Linked DNA regions of Mus musculus: all the other regions are linked to region 3. The links are chromatin loops, found by intact Hi-C in ENCODE. Cell type or tissue: heart. All regions are shown on one strand.

The links. Peaks named below come from ENCODE experiments on the same cell type or tissue, not always from the same donor. Only the 100,000 strongest peaks of a DNase experiment are listed, where the experiment ranks them.
Region 1: a loop joins it to region 3, with 2.5 times the contacts of the local background. A loop is called at or near these places in 7 of 42 quality-filtered maps.
Region 2: it touches region 3 in a loop (2.3-fold over the local background); 3 of 42 quality-filtered maps call a loop at or near these places.

Annotation. Positions count from the first base shown.
Region 1 is chr9:21,466,686-21,471,685 of GRCm38, reverse strand. It overlaps Dnm2 (dynamin 2), which reads right to left. Exons shown (of 21, transcript NM_001253893.1): 4 at 3,951-4,154; 5 at 245-343. Gm46104 (a long non-coding RNA gene) reads right to left here. Exons shown (of 2, transcript XR_001779096.1): 1 at 4,863-5,000; 2 at 4,489-4,728. Among named protein-coding and RNA genes, the nearest start is that of Gm46104, 3.4 kb to the right of the region's middle. In heart, a CTCF peak has its summit at 2,432 (motif pointing right); a DNase peak (open chromatin) is centred at 2,435.
Region 2 is chr9:21,218,172-21,223,171 of GRCm38, reverse strand. No RefSeq gene overlaps it. Among named protein-coding and RNA genes, the nearest start is that of Keap1, 19 kb to the left of the region's middle. In heart, CTCF peaks have their summits at 1,460 (motif pointing left) and 2,564 (motif pointing right); DNase peaks (open chromatin) are centred at 1,401 and 2,471; H3K4me3 peaks cover 890 bases; H3K27ac peaks cover 961 bases.
Region 3 is chr9:21,311,480-21,316,479 of GRCm38, reverse strand. It overlaps Ap1m2 (adaptor protein complex AP-1, mu 2 subunit), which reads left to right and starts at 4,147. Exons shown (of 11, transcript NM_009678.2): 1 at 4,147-4,273. The coding sequence starts at 4,232. In heart, a CTCF peak has its summit at 3,013 (motif pointing left); a DNase peak (open chromatin) is centred at 2,969; H3K4me3 peaks cover 779 bases; H3K27ac peaks cover 974 bases; H3K27me3 peaks cover 1,545 bases.

The DNA.
Region 1 (5,000 bases), 160 kb before region 3:
ACAAGGTCTCATGTAGCCCAGGCTGACAGAGAACTTTCTATGTAGCCCAAGATGACCTGGAATTCCTGACCCCAACCCCACCTCCAGAGTGCTGGGATTACAGCAAGTACCGAGCACGAGTGTGGCTGCATACCTGCTTCTTAGTGTTCCAGAAAACAGCTGTAATGTAGAAACACTGTGTCCAGAGGAGAACCACAAAAGATACACCCCTGATCTGTGGCCCACCCCAGCCCTGTGTACATACCTCTTCTCAAGGGCAGTAGCTTGTTTTCCAGGACATCCCTGGCGTCTGTGCCTTCATCCATCAAGTCTAGCTTGGTGATGACACCGATGGTCCGTAGGCCTGAAAGAGTCCAGAGGTCAGAAGGGATCATGATCAAGGGCCCTTGGGGCCCTCTACAGTCCAAGAGACAGGGACAAGCCATGGTATCTTTTGCCTGGACAACTGTTGGCAGAGTATAAAATGACAGTTACTGCTCTAGTGACAGAACACTGGTAAGCGCATAACAAGACCCCAGCAGAACCAATGAACATCACGGAAACTAGAATCCCCCCTGCCCATTCTCAACATCACATTTGAACCTGAGCAACCTGGCCCAATTACTACTCCAAGGACCAGCCCATCAAAGTTCTCCCCAAGTCAACCAGAGTTAGCACATCCCACAGCAAAGCCACACCACCAAATAAATCCACTGTGCTTCTCAGCCTCCCTTGCTCCCGGATCCCTAGTTTGGGGTCCTGACCACGGTTCACCCGAGCAGTTTATAAGCTGAGCTTCCAAGCCAGGGTAGAAGCCCATGTACTCCATGGACTTGCCTTAGCATTCAGAAACCCTAGGTCGACCCTGTGCCAGGTGAGGTGCGGAGCACTTGCCAAGGAGCCTGGGCTCTTTCCTAAACATCTGGTTACACTGAGCCTGCAAGGTGTGCACCCGTGACCTCAGCCCTCGGGAGGTAGACTCAGGAGGATCACAAGTTTAAGGTCATCTCCCACTAAACAGAGTTTGAAGCCAATCTGGACCACAGAAGATCCTGCCTAACTAACAAGAACCACCTGATACATAAGGAACCCAGGCACCGGCTTGGACACACCTGTGAATGTGTTGCCTGTATGTTCCATGTGTGCAAGACACACAGAGGCTAATGGAGGCCCACAGAAGACTGGGATCAACTTGGCCATCACAGGTGACTACCTTAGCTGGCACTATTGTGAAGTGGGTACACCTATAAGAATTCATAGTTGATAGGGAAGAGGCCACACTATGGAGAGAAATGAGTGGAGAGGGGCCTGAGCCATGGTTGCCCAGGAAGCCAGCTGCTGAGAAGAGAGACAGTGAGGGTGAGGAGAGGGTAACTGTACAATGGGGCCTGCCCACAGAGTAACACACTATCACTATAATATAAAGTAGGGCAAGGCATGGTGGCTTGCTGTAATCTTAATATTTGGGAGGGGGAGGCAGGTAGAATCTGATACTGAGACTGCCTTGGTCTACACAGTGAAGTACAGGTAAGCCAGGGCTACATTCTGAAACCATGATTGAAAAATAAACAAAGAAAAGTTGCAATCAACAAAAGCAATGACCACAGAGGCACAGACAGAAATAAGGAGAGACTGTCCTCTTAAAAAATAAGTTTACGTGTAAGAAAAACTTTGAAAGGAACTGTGGCCAGCGCTATCTACATGGAAAAAGGGAGCTTTGCAGGCTCCTGATTTTTCCATGGTAACTTTTCTGTAAAAACCATGAGTATTTTCAAAGGCAAAAAAAAAAAAAAAAAAAAAAAAAAAAAAAAAAAAAAAAAAAAGAAAAGAAAAAAGAAAAAAAGAAAAGAAAAATGTGCTCACAAATGGTGACCGCCTGCACTGCCCTGCTAATGTTTGCCATGGCCACGCCCACTGTGTGTGGACAGCGGACAGCACGGCTGGATGGGCTAAGAAGCTCCTGACGAGGGCACACAGCCCTACCTGCAGCTCATTCTGCGGCCTCACAGGCCTCCTCTGCTCAAAACCCCACCCGGACTCTCCCAGGGTGTGTGCGCCCTTCTCTACTTTTCCAGGTTTTATTTCTTCTTGTTTTTTGAGAGAGGTTCTCCTGTAGCCCAGGCTGGCCTCTCAGTGTAGCAGATGATGAAATCTTGATCCCCCTGCCTTCACCTCTAGTGTGCGGCACCACACCAGCGTCACAGAGTGCTGGGATCCTGCCTGCTTGACAGGCACACACCAACAGAGCTACTCCAGGCCCAGACGTTCTCATCTCACCAGATACAACTGCACAATGCAGACAGATGTGCCTGGAATTATAACTGTGTCCTGGGAGGGCTCTGCTAAAGACTGGGTCTTATTGATTTATATATGCCATTAGGTCAACTAAGTTATGTGTGTGTGTATGAGTGTTTGGTGTGCATGTATATTTGTGTACCATGTTGTACCTGCAGAGGCCAGAAGAGGGCATCAGATCCCAGGAATTGAAACCACAGATTGTTGTGGGCATCGTATGGGTGCGGGGACCGAACCCATGTTCTCTGCAAGAACAGTTAAGTGCCAGCCGGGCGTGGTGGCACATGCCTTTAATCCCAGCACTCGGGAGGCAGAGGCAGGCGGATTTCTGAGTTCGAGGCCAGCCTGGTCTACAAAGTGAGCTCCAGGACAGCCAGGGCTATACAGAGAAACCCTGTCTCGAAAAACCAAAAAAATAAAAAGAACAGTTAAGTGCCATCCACCAAGCCCTTTCTAGACAGGGTTTCACTGTGAAGCCCTGGCTAGACTTGAACTCAAGGGGATCCACCTGCCACTGCCTATCAAGTTCTGGGATTAAAGGCGTGTGCTACCATGTCCAGCAGAAAGTACTCTTAACAGATTCTCAGATCAAACCCAGATAATCATTCATTCTGGGCACCTCTGATCAAACCCAGATAATCATTCAAGCTGGGCACCTCTGAACGGACAACCCCTCACTGGGGTTAAATCTGCAGACTAAAATGTGGGTCTTAAATGTCTCTCAAAGGCCCGTGTGCTAAGCTGTCTGTAGAGGAGAGCCACTGAGAGGTGGTGAAGTGAGGTCTCCTTGAAGCTTGTAGGTCGCTGGGGTCACTTGAAGCATCACACTTAAAGGGATCCCTTGTCTTTTTCTTCTTTTTTTTGTTTTGTTTTGTTTTGTTTTTTCGAGACAGGGTTTCTCTGTGTAGCCCTGGCTGTCCTGGAACTCACTTTGTAGACCAGGCTGGCCTCAAATTCAGAAATCCACCTGCCTCTGCCTCCCTTGACCTTTTCTTATTCCATGTTGCTCCCCACGTGCACAGGAAAGTGTTATCTGCTCACAGGCCCAGCAGCAACAAACCACCAATCACAAGAGGACACTCTGAAACCAGGAGCCTAACTAACCCTGTATGCTCTTTAAAAGACAGTGACTCTCCAGGGCCTAGCAAACACAGAAGTGGATGCTCACAGTCAGCTAATGGATGGATCACAGGGCTCCCAAGGGAGGAGCTAGAGAAAGTACCCAAGGAGCTAAAGGGAACTGCAACCCTACAGGTGGAACAACAATATGAACTAACCAGTACCCCGGAGCTCTTGACTCTAGCTGCATATGTATCAGAAGATGGCCTAGTCGGCCATCATTGGAAAGAGAGGCCCATTGGACACGCAAACTTTATATGCCTCAGTGCAGGGGAACGCCAGGGCCAAAACGTGGGAGTGGGTGGGGAGGGTAGTGGGGGGGAGGGTATGGGGGACTTTTGGGATAGCATTGGAAATGTAAATGAGGAAAATACCTAATTAAAAAAAAAAGGAAAAAAAAGAAAAAAAAAAAGACGGTGGCTCTGTCACAGTGTTGGTTATAGTGATGTGGTTACAGGGAATGCTGAATCTCAGGAGGCTTCTAACACAACTGTGACAGAAAGCACCTCAGGGAGGGGACCCAGCACTACTGGCTGCTGCCCAGTGCGGGCGGTTACCTTGGGGGTCCACCTCCTTGGCCAGCTTGAGGGCGTCTGAGTTGGCCAAGTCCATGTTGGCAGGTGTGACGGCAAGAATGAGGCTGCTCTCGCGGCTGATGAACTGCAGGATCATGTCCTTGATCTGGTACTCGATGTCTGGCGGCTGGTCCCCCACCGGCACCTTAGTGATGCCTGGGAGGTCGATGAGGGTCAAGTTCAACACTGAGGGGGAAATCAACAGGCAAGGTGGTGAGAGCCCCATTTAGAGTTCAGAGCCTACACACAGCCTGTAGAAACCCAGTGGACACCAGCAAGTTCCCAAGGGGAGTCACACCTGGGGTCACTCCTAACACTCCTACTAGAACACATTTCACTGTGTACTTTCTGTGTTGGGTGAGTACCCTCATGCGTACACGTGTGTGGAGGTCAGAGGTCACACAAATATCTTCCACAATTGTTCTCTACCATATTTATACTTTTTAAAAATTTAATATATTTTTAGAGAAAGAGAGAGAAGGAGAGTGTGTGTGTGCGTGCGCATGTGTGTAAGTGTGCATTTGTGTCAGTATGTGTGAGTGTGTTTGTGTATCAAGAAGTAGAAGTCAGAGGATCCATGGTAGTCAGCTGTCTCCTTACCATGTGGGTTCTGGGAACTAAACTTGGTCACCAGGCTTGCCAGAAGGTGTCTTTACCATTGAGCTATCTTGCTGGCTTCTTTTGAGAAAGGGTTTCCTCACTGAGCCCAGAGCTACACTGGGTAGCTACTGAGCACCAGGGATGGACCATCTGCCCAGACCTGCAGAGTTCCGTAATTAAAGACGTGCAGTGCAGTGCAGTGCTGCGTTCTGCATGGCTGCTATAGGAGAATGCAAGCCTTTCCCTTGTGTAGCAAGCACTCTACTTCCCAAGCCACGTGTCTTCCCATCATACCTTCTTCATTTCTGAGGCAGGGGTTCGGTATGTAGCCCAGACTGGCCTGGAACTCACCATGTAGCTCAGGCTATAAGCCCAGGTGGTCCAGGACCCACCCATCATCCACAAAGCTCTGCTTTGCATTCCTAGCACAGC
Region 2 (5,000 bases), 93 kb after region 3:
CCTGGGTTCAATACGCAGCACCCACGTGGCAGCTCACAACCCTCTGTAGTTCTGGGGGATCGGAAGCCCTCTGCTGACCTCCAAGGTTGCTGTCAAAATCTCCATATACATAAAGCTAAAAAAAAAAAAACTTAAAAAAATTTAAAAAAATCTCTTTCTCTCTCTCTCTCTCTCTCTCTCTCTCTCTCTCTCACACACACACACACACACACACACACACACAGGCGTGGTGGCACAGGCCTTTAATCCCAGCACTCGGGAGACAGAGGCAGGCAGATTTCTGAGTCTGAGGCCAGCCTGGTCTACAAAGTGAGTTCCAGGACAGCCAGGGATACACAGAGAAACCCTGTCTCGAAAAAAACAAAAACAAAAACAAAAACAGGACAGAGAGGTGGCCCAGTGGTAGTCAGCAAGGCTGGTGGCCTGAATTAACGCCCAAGCACCAACTTGGCAGAAATGACGACTCCTGGAAGTTGTTCTCTGACCGCCACACACTAAATGTGTCCCCTGACCTAATAAATACAGACTGGCTGGGCAGATGTTTCAGCAGTTGGAAACACGTGCTGCTCTTGAATGGGACCTGAGTTAGGTTCCCAGCACCCACATCGAGCAGATAACCAGGCCTGCGACTCCAGCTTCAGGGGAATCCAGGATAGGCATGTGCATATAGCTATAGACATACCAAGAATGAAAAGTAAACTAAGGATCTGGACCCAGGTGGTGCAGACCCCAGTCCTGGAGAGCCAGCTGGAGGCTCTCTGTGAGTCTGGTCTACACAGTCTGGTCTACACAGCCAACTGTGGGAGAGAGACCCTGTGTCAAAACAAACAAGGAATCAAAGTCAGGATTAAAAATAAACAAACACCAGGACAGCCAGGGTTATACAGAGAAACCCTGTCTCAAAAAACCAAACCAACCAAACAACCAAACAAACCCAGCAAAAAAGAGATTCGGCCGCAATCAGTTGTCCCCACTCATGCACATCATGCCCATAGTTGCGCACGTGCACACACACACACACACACACACACACACGTGCAGGATGGAAAGGGAATGAAGAGATGATATTTAGTGCTGACATCTAACACCACAAACAAGAGAAGCCTCACTCACATCTAACTTTGAACTCTTGAAAACACACACACACACACACATCCCAAGAGCAAATACATGGAGTTGCATGGAACTGGCTAGATTTTCTAGAAAATTATTGCTAGAGTGTGGCCCCTTGGAGACCAGCCATCAGCTATTCCGTGTGCTGGAATTTCATCCTTACATCTGGGCAGTCCCTGTCTACAGCTGGGGCGTCTCCCCAAATACCCTGGGGTTGCAAGGGCTGTGCAACTGTTAAGAGCTTTAGGCTGTTCTCACAGACTGGGGGTTGATTGCCGGCATCCACAGGGCGGCTCACAGATGTTTGTAACTCTAGTTCTAAGCATCTATCTCCCTCTTCTGATCTCTTCTGGTACTGCGTCTTGTGGTACACGTATATACATGCAGCCAAAATACCACAGGAGTAAAATAAAAATGTAAAAACTTGGGGCTGGAGACTTGGCTCAACTGGTTAAGAGCACTTGTTCTGCTTGCTAAAGTACCCAGGTTCAATGTGTAGCTCATACGGAGGTTCACCACTTCCTTAAACACCAGACACATATGTGGTGCACAGATGTAGAAGCAGGCAAAACACTCATGCACACACAAAAAATAGATAAAACAAACCTAAAAAAAAAACTTAAAAATATATATGCATGCTGAGTGCATTGGATTCTCTCTGTGGCTATTTTAGAAGAAATATCAGCCCAATTCTGTAAGCAGTGTCACATGAGGTATGTCACATGGGACATGCTAAGTTCCCTTATCAGCTAATTTGCCCTCCTTCCTGTGAGCTCCTGGCCTCTAAATCACTATTCTGCAAGAAGAGGGTGAGCTTGAAACCCTAGTTATCTGCCTTCCCTCCAGAGTGCTGGGGTGGGGCAGATCGCAGTGCTCCGGACAGAGCCCAGGGCTTTGAGCAGAAACAACAGTTGTTGTTCTACAGTTAGGGTCCAGCGGCCGTGACTGATTAGGCTTCCTTTAAGGAAGTGGAAAGCGACCTGAGATCATTCAGGATAAATATCACAGGGTTGGGTGGTGGTGTGTGTCTGTCATCCCGACAGTTAGGAGGTGGAAGCGGGAGGAGCCAATTAGGAGTGAAAGGCCAAGCTCAGTGACATAAGAGTTCATGGCCAGCCTGTGCTACATGAAACTCTGTCTCAAAAATAAAAGGATAAACTAGGTACTACCCTAAGGTAGGATTGACGCGAGGGCCAGGATACTCTAAGAAAAAGGACCTTAGGATCCTGTTCAAATCAAATTGAAAGCAAGGTCATTAGGAGGACTACAGGCAGTAGAACCCAGCCTGCAGATCAGAAGTCGAGCGGCCGCAACCCTCATTGGCTATTTTCTTCAGAACTGACAGCGACCTTAGCCAATAATAGCTTGGAATAGCCTCCCGCCCTAGCTCCGCCTCTCGGATGGTCTGCACCTGCGCCGCTTCCTGATGTACATGTAGTTCCGCAGGAGCCCAGAAGGGGGCGCGAGAGGGCTTGTGCTCCCAGTTCTGGCTCCTTACCTGACTTGGGACAAATACCTATTTGACTGGTAATACAGATTGTTGGTAGTAATGTAGTAAAACACACTATGTCCAGCGTGTAGTCTGCACAGGAATAGTGCTATTGTATTTGTCAGCAAGGGAAACTGAGTAGATACATTAACTAGTTTAGATTTAAGCTTTGGATAAGCCTGTGTGGTGGAATAAGCCTTTAGGAAGTTTAACAGGAGACTCATGATGAGTTCAAGGGTATCGTCGTACATATAAGCTCCCGAATGGCCGGAGCTACGTGTGACTCTATTATTTAAGCCTTTTTGATACAGGGTCTTTCTACATAGATAAGGCTGGCTTTGAACTTACAATCTACCTGCCTCTGTCTTCCTAGTGTTGGGACTAAAGGTGTGTGCTGCCACACCTGGGAGAGATCTTGCTTAATCAACCCCCACAGGAAACTCCATCTGACTTACTGGGTATCTGTCTGTCTCTCTTGTTAGTCTGTCAGAGAGATGGTGATGCTGTTCTGAGCCCTGGCTGCTCTTCCAGAGGATTCAGCAACCACGTGGTGACTTTAAATCATCTGCAACTCTAGTTCCAGAGAATCTGAGCGCCCCTTCTGGCCTTCTTGGGCACTGCACTTACAGATACCCATTACACACACACACACACACACACACACACACACACACACACACACACATAAAAATAGAAATAAAAATTTTTTATTGTTGTTTTTTTCGAGACAGGGTTTCTCTGTATAGCCCTGGCTGTCCTGGAACTCACTCTGTAGACCAGGCTGGCCTCGAACTCAGAAATCCACCTGCCTCTGCCTCCCAAGTGCTGGGATTAAAGGCATGCACCACCACGCCCGGCATAAATGTTTTAAAAATAAAATCAACCCCAAATTAAAATCTCAGTAGGCATTTTATAAGGTTTAATGTATATGAGTACACTGTCTCTGTCTTCAGACACACCAGAAGAAGGCATCAGATCCCATGACAGATGGTTGTGAGCCACCATGTGGTTGCTGGGAATTGAACTCAGGACCTCTGGAAGAGCAGTCAGTGCTCTTAACCACTGAGCCATCTCTCCAGCCCTATAAATAAATCTTTATTTAAAAATAAATAAATAAATAAATAATTATATTTGTCACCTCAAATATTCATTCTTTGTAGGAAGAACATTAGGATTTATTTTTGGTGTGGTGGTGCACGTCTTTAATCCCAGCACTAGCGAGGCAGAGGCAGGCAGATTTCAGAGTTCGAGAAATCCTGTCTCGAAAACAAAAAACCAAACCAAAACAAAAAATATATACTATGTAGGCTAGTGGTTCAAGGGACAAAGATGTCTGCTACTGAGGCTAATGACCTGGATTCTACCCACCGCAGCCAATTACTGGAAGGAATAGAGGTAGGTGGGGTAGCCTTTTTGGGGTCGTAGATTGAGAAGAGAGAGAGAAGAAGGGCACAGCAGAGAGGAGGAAGTCTCCATGAGAGGAGATGGCTGGGAGAAACAGCAAGTATCTGGGGCACAGTGCTGGGGAGCAGCCAGTCCAGCAGCTAGAAGTAGATTAGGGGTGACCCCAGTAACTGTCCAAAGCCAAGTAAAATAACCATAGGCTGAGTCCCATCCATCTGTACATTAGACGGGGATTAGTTTCAATTGGCTTAACTGCACTGGACATGTGTGCTGAGGGATATGTGCACATGTGTGTGTGCACGTACTCACACATGCACATAAATAATAGTAAGATGTAACAAAAATTAAGAACAAAACATTAAAATAAAAAAAAAAAAAGAAGGCTGCCTAGAAAGATGTCTCAGCGGGTAAGCACTTGTTACCCTTGCAGAGAATGGGCTTGGTTCTCAGCACCCACACTGGGCGGCCTGGTCACTGGGATCTGACAGCATGCGCATATCAGACAGGTTTGCACATGTACACATGAATAAGAATAATTGTTTGAGACAGGGTCCGCTCTTGTAGCTCTGGCTGTCCTGGAACTTGCCATGTAAATCAGACTGGCCTCAAACTCACAGGTTCATCTGCTTCTGTCGCCCCAATGCTGGGGTCAAAGGTGCTACCACAGGCTTAATCTTTTTTTTTTTTTTTAACAAGAGTAAATTTTAAAAAATTGGCTTACTAAGCCGGGCGTGGTGGCGCACGCCTTTAATCCCAGCACTCCGGAGGCAGAGGCAGGCGGATTTCTGAGTTCGAGACCAGCCTGGTCTACAGAGTGAGTTCCAGGACAGCCAGAGCTATACAGAGAAACCCTGTCTCAAAAAAAACAAACAAACAAAAAAATTGTCTTCCGTGTGAAGGCGCGATAGCATCACCTCAGTCCCTGGAACTCACACAGTGGGGAGAACTCACCCCCATGTGAGTTCTCTGACCTGCATGTGGCTAGTGCGGCACA
Region 3 (5,000 bases):
TCAGGACAGCCAGAGTTATAAAGAAAGACCCTGTTTTTTTTTGTTTGTTTTTTGTTTTTTTTTTTTTTTTTTGGTTTGGTTTTTCGAGACAAGGTTTCTCTGTGTAGCCCTGGCTGTCCTGGAACTCACTCTGTAGACCAGGCTGGCCTCGAACTCAGAAATTTGCCTGCCTCTGCCTCCCGAGTGCTGGGATTAAAGGCCTGTGCCACCACCGCCATCTCAAAAATATCAACAAGCTGGGTGGTGGTGGAGCACACCTTTAATCCCAGTACTTGGGAGACAGAGGCAGGTGGATCTCTGAGTTCAAGGCCAGCCTGGTCTACTCAATGAGTAGCCAAGGTTTCACAAAGAAACCCTGCCTCAAAACAGCAAGGTTAGTAGCCAGTTGTGAAGGGTCCCTGCCGGCCATAGAAAAACCCAGAGGAGGGCTGTGTCCTGGACACAAAGTAGGAAGTCAGAGGGACCTCTCCACAGAGAAACAATGACATAAAGAAAGCAAATTTGGTGAGAGTTTTGTAATGAGGGGTGAGGGCCATAGGTCAGCTGGAGTCTGACTGCTGGGTTGGGAGCCATAGGTGTGAGAGGGAGGGTGGGCGCTGATTGCTGGGGTAGACATTTCTTTAGAGGGAGGAGAAGGAAGGAGGCTGATAAGTAGAAACTGAGGTCGGACACAGGGAGGGAGGAGGAGGACAAGATATTTAGAACAAACTGGGACAAAGCCACCATCCCGGGGATGGTGGTGGCTACTGAGCCAAACTGGGCTGTGCTAAGCCAGGCTGGGCTGGGCTGGGCTGGGCTGGGCTGGCCGAGGCAAGACAGTGAGAGTCTGTTCTCTGCCCCCAAGGAGGCTCTTGGTCTCATGAATTTTTTAGCTAACTAGGCCTTGAGTTTCAGATTCCAGGGCGTTGGGCCCAGGCTTCTGGGTTCCATTTACCATGTGAATGCATCTTAGGTCCCAGGAGGGTGTTGCTGGCTTTGTGCTGTGCACATTTAAGTCCGGAGGCCTGAGGACAACTCCAGACACATTCCCTTCTTAGGAGCTAGCCATCTTTCTTTAAAATTATATTTGGTTTATTTTCTGTGTCTGTGTGCAGAGGGCAGAGGACCACCTATAGAAGTCGGTTCTCTCCCATCAATCATGAAGGACCTGGGGATTAGACTGGTGCTGAAACAGCCACCTTTGAGCAATTTCACTGACACCCCCCCCCCCAATTATGAGTTCTGTCTTTAGTCAAGGTGACAATATGTAGCCCTGGCTGTCCTGGAGAGTTCTGACTGTGGAGATCTGCCTGCTTCTATCTGGAGAGTGCTAGGGTTAAAAGCTTGTGTTACCAGCCTGGCTTCTCTGGCTCTCTCCACACCTTGTATTTTGAGATGTGTGTGTGAGCTCAAGCATGTGTTTGTGTGTGTGTAAATGTGTGTGTGTATGTATGTATGTATGTATGTATGTATGTATATCACAGTGTCCTTGCAAGCAGGGAAGCCCCTGGAATCTGCCTATCCCACTCCCAGCAGAGGTGAGGCGAGCCCAGGCTGCCTGTGTCTGCTGATGATAAGGAAGGACTCCTCTCCTGGAGCCTATGAGCTGGAGCCAGCTAAAAGCTGAGGGGTTGAGCCCAGCTGGTAGATCATGGGTCTAGCATGCAAGAGTGTCTGGGTTCTAGCCCCAGCACCACGTAAACTGGGCACGATCGAGCATTCCTGTGATCCCCGCAGCACTGAGGCAGGAGGATAATGATTTCCAGGCTGTCTGGGACTATATTATAGCATTAATAACAAAACCAGACAAACAAAACTGTTGGACAATTTTACCCTCTTGGAGCCAAACTTCAGGCTCCCCATCTTGCCAATGGAAGATAACAGCAGCTCGCTGGTTCCCTCAAAGGGTTATCCAGAAAATGAGGGCTTGGCTTAGCCGGTAGAGCGCTTGCCTAGCATACACAAAGCCCTGGGTTCCCTCCCGATCACTGATCACTGCACCACATCAATGGACTGTGGTAGGGTATGCATGTCACCCTGTCCCTTAGAAGGTACAGAGGTGCTCAGGAGTTCAAGGTGATCCTTGGTTAAATATGAAGGCCTGGAATAGATGGTTGTGGTTGCTGGGATTTGAACTCGGGACCTTCGGAAGAGCAGTCGGTGCTCTTAACCACTGAGCTATCTCGCCAGCCCCCTAGATGGGTCTTTAAAAAAGGGTGTAGGGAAGGTATTTATGGCGAGCCTGAAGATAGTGCTGCAACTGGGGAGGGTTAGGCAGAAGACTTGGCAATTTAAGGTGAAAAATAAAAAAGCTGGGCGGTGGTGGCACAAGCCTTTAATCCCAGCACTTGGGAGGCAGAGGCAGGCAGATTTCTGAGTTCCAGTCCAGCCTGGTCTACAAAGTGAGTTCTAGGACAGCCAGGGCTATACAGAGAAACCCTGTCTTGAAAAAAAAGAAAAAAAGAGGGCTGGTGAGATGGCTCAGTGGGTAAGAGCACCCGACTGCTCTTCCGAAGGTTCGGAGTTTAAATCCCAGCAACCACATGGTGGCTCACAACCATCTGTAAAAAGATCTGACTCCCTCTTCTGGATTGTCTGAAGACAGCTACAGTGTACTTACATATAATAAATAAATGAATCTTTAAAAAGATTTAAAAGGAAAAAAAAGAGAAAAAAGGGGGAATTTAAGGTTAGCCTGTGCTATACATGAGGCCCCAGACAAAAACATTAAGGGCTGGGAATGTAATCAGGGGCACAGGGCTTGCCTGTCACCAGCAAAGGTGGGCGTTCCACCCCCTAGGACTGTCAAAACAACCAGAATAAGAGAATTGTGGCCTGATAACCCGGCTGTGTGGCCCTGAGACTGTCTGTGCTCTGCTTCCTCCCAGGTGGTGGCTGATAAGCTCTTCACACAGGCCCTCTGCTTTAGGACAATTGCCTTGGGAGATCCTCATAGCTGCATCTGGACTCCCGGCCTGTTAAAGGTCAGAGCCCGCACCGATGCCCAAACGGGCTTTGTCGCCCCCTGGCGGCTGCACAGGAAACGTTTCTTCCACAGCGGAGCGTCATGTAGATGGCTAGGCTAAGGTTTAGAGTGGGTTTTTTTCCCCATCACCTTCCGCAAAACGGTATCCCAGCAATGGGGAAGCAGAATGATCTTGAGTTTAAGGGTAGCCTGGGATATTAAAAAAAAAAGAATGAAATTAGAAAACGGAAAACAAAGTCAGACATGTTGGTTCGTGACTAATCACAGAACTTGTAAGGCTGAGGCCAGTCTGGACCACACAATGAGCTCCAGGCCATCCGGGCTATCTCAACCTTTCTTCTAGATTTTTTTTTTTTTTTTTTTTTTTTATGGTTTTTCGAGACAGGGTTTCTCTGTATAGCCCTGGCTGTCCTGGAACTCACTCTGTAGACCAGGCTGGCCTCGAACTCAGAAATTCGCCTGCCTCTGCCTCCCGAGTGCTGGGATTAAAGGCGTGCGCCACCGCCCGGCTTCTTCTAGAATTAATAACACAAAACAAATAAACAACACGAGCGAAGCATGGTGGCGCCTTTAATCCCAGCACTCGAGAGGAAGACGCAGGTGGACTCGAGGCCAGCTATGGCTACACAGAGAACTCTGTTTTGAAAAAAATATATACAACTAGCAGCAACAGCAATACTAATAATAACAACAGAAACAACGAAACAATTAAAATGTTTAGTGTGAGAAGGATTAACACTACTGAACATCTAGTGGTGGGCACCGGGTCACACATAGAAAAAGGGCCAAGTCCTGTTGAAACTGGTATGTGTGGGTGAGAGAACAAGTTACATAGACACACGAACAGGCTGATGCCCTGGTGGGTGGATGGATGCTTGATTGGGTGGATACGTGTATGTATGGGTGGGTTAATGTAGATGTGAATGTGTATACGTATGTGGAAGGGGGTGATGGATGGATGTGTGGGTGGGTGGGTGAGTGGAAGCGGAGCGTGAATGGATACATGGGTAGGCGGATGCGAGGATCGATGGAGAACTTGAGACAGGACAGCAGTCGCGGCTCCTGGACCAGCCTTGGCATTTGCCGCCGACCGTGCCTCTCACCTGGCGGCCTCCCCTTTAAGACGCATTCACCTGGCGGCCTCCCCTTTAAGACGCGCTCACCTGGCGGCTCACCTGGGCGAAGGCGCTTCCGCAGGAAGAAGGAAGCCGCAGCGCTGCCGCCTCTGCAGCTCGCTCTCGCCTCCTAGCTTCACGGACTGCCACCATGTCGGCCTCGGCAGTCTTCATTCTGGACGTCAAGGGCAAGGTGAGGCAGAGGGCGAGGGATCGAGGTACTCCGGGCGAGTCCGCGGGCCTAGGGCTCAGGACCAGGAGCCGGGAACCCGTCCTCTCCAGCCGTCTGTGGCAAGGGGCTTCACCTCTCTTAGAGTCATTTTCCGTGTTTGTAAAATGAGATGCCCACCATCTGAGCGCCCTGAACCAGTGAGCACAGTCCTTCTGCAACCCTGGGGCTCAAAAATGCGCCAAGTGTAACTCTCTGGCTATCCTAGCAAGCTTCTCCAGTGTCGATCAGAGCGGTAGAGATGAAAACAAGAGCCCTGTAATGCAATGACAGCCTGGTCATGTGCCTCAGTGGGCAGCTGGCTGGCCTAGCACACAGACCTAGGTAATGGTCCCAGCGCACTGCATAAGCAGCCATAATTCCAGCACTTGGAAGGTGGAGGCAGAAGGATCAGGAAATCAAGGGAGTTTGAATCGGGCCTGAGCTATGTGTGAGTGACACCCTCACTGTCTCAAAAACAAAACAGGCTCAACAAGCCCAGGCACCGGCTGCCTAAGCCTGGCGACCTGAGTTTAAGTCTCAAACCCAAGTGAAAGGGAATGGAGACCACACACACACAGACACCACACAGACACACACACATACAGACACACACACACACACACACACACACACACACACCAGGCATCAGCATGCTCCCTCACACACTATGCACACAGAAAATAATAGTGCCTGTGAAAAGAAGCTAGCA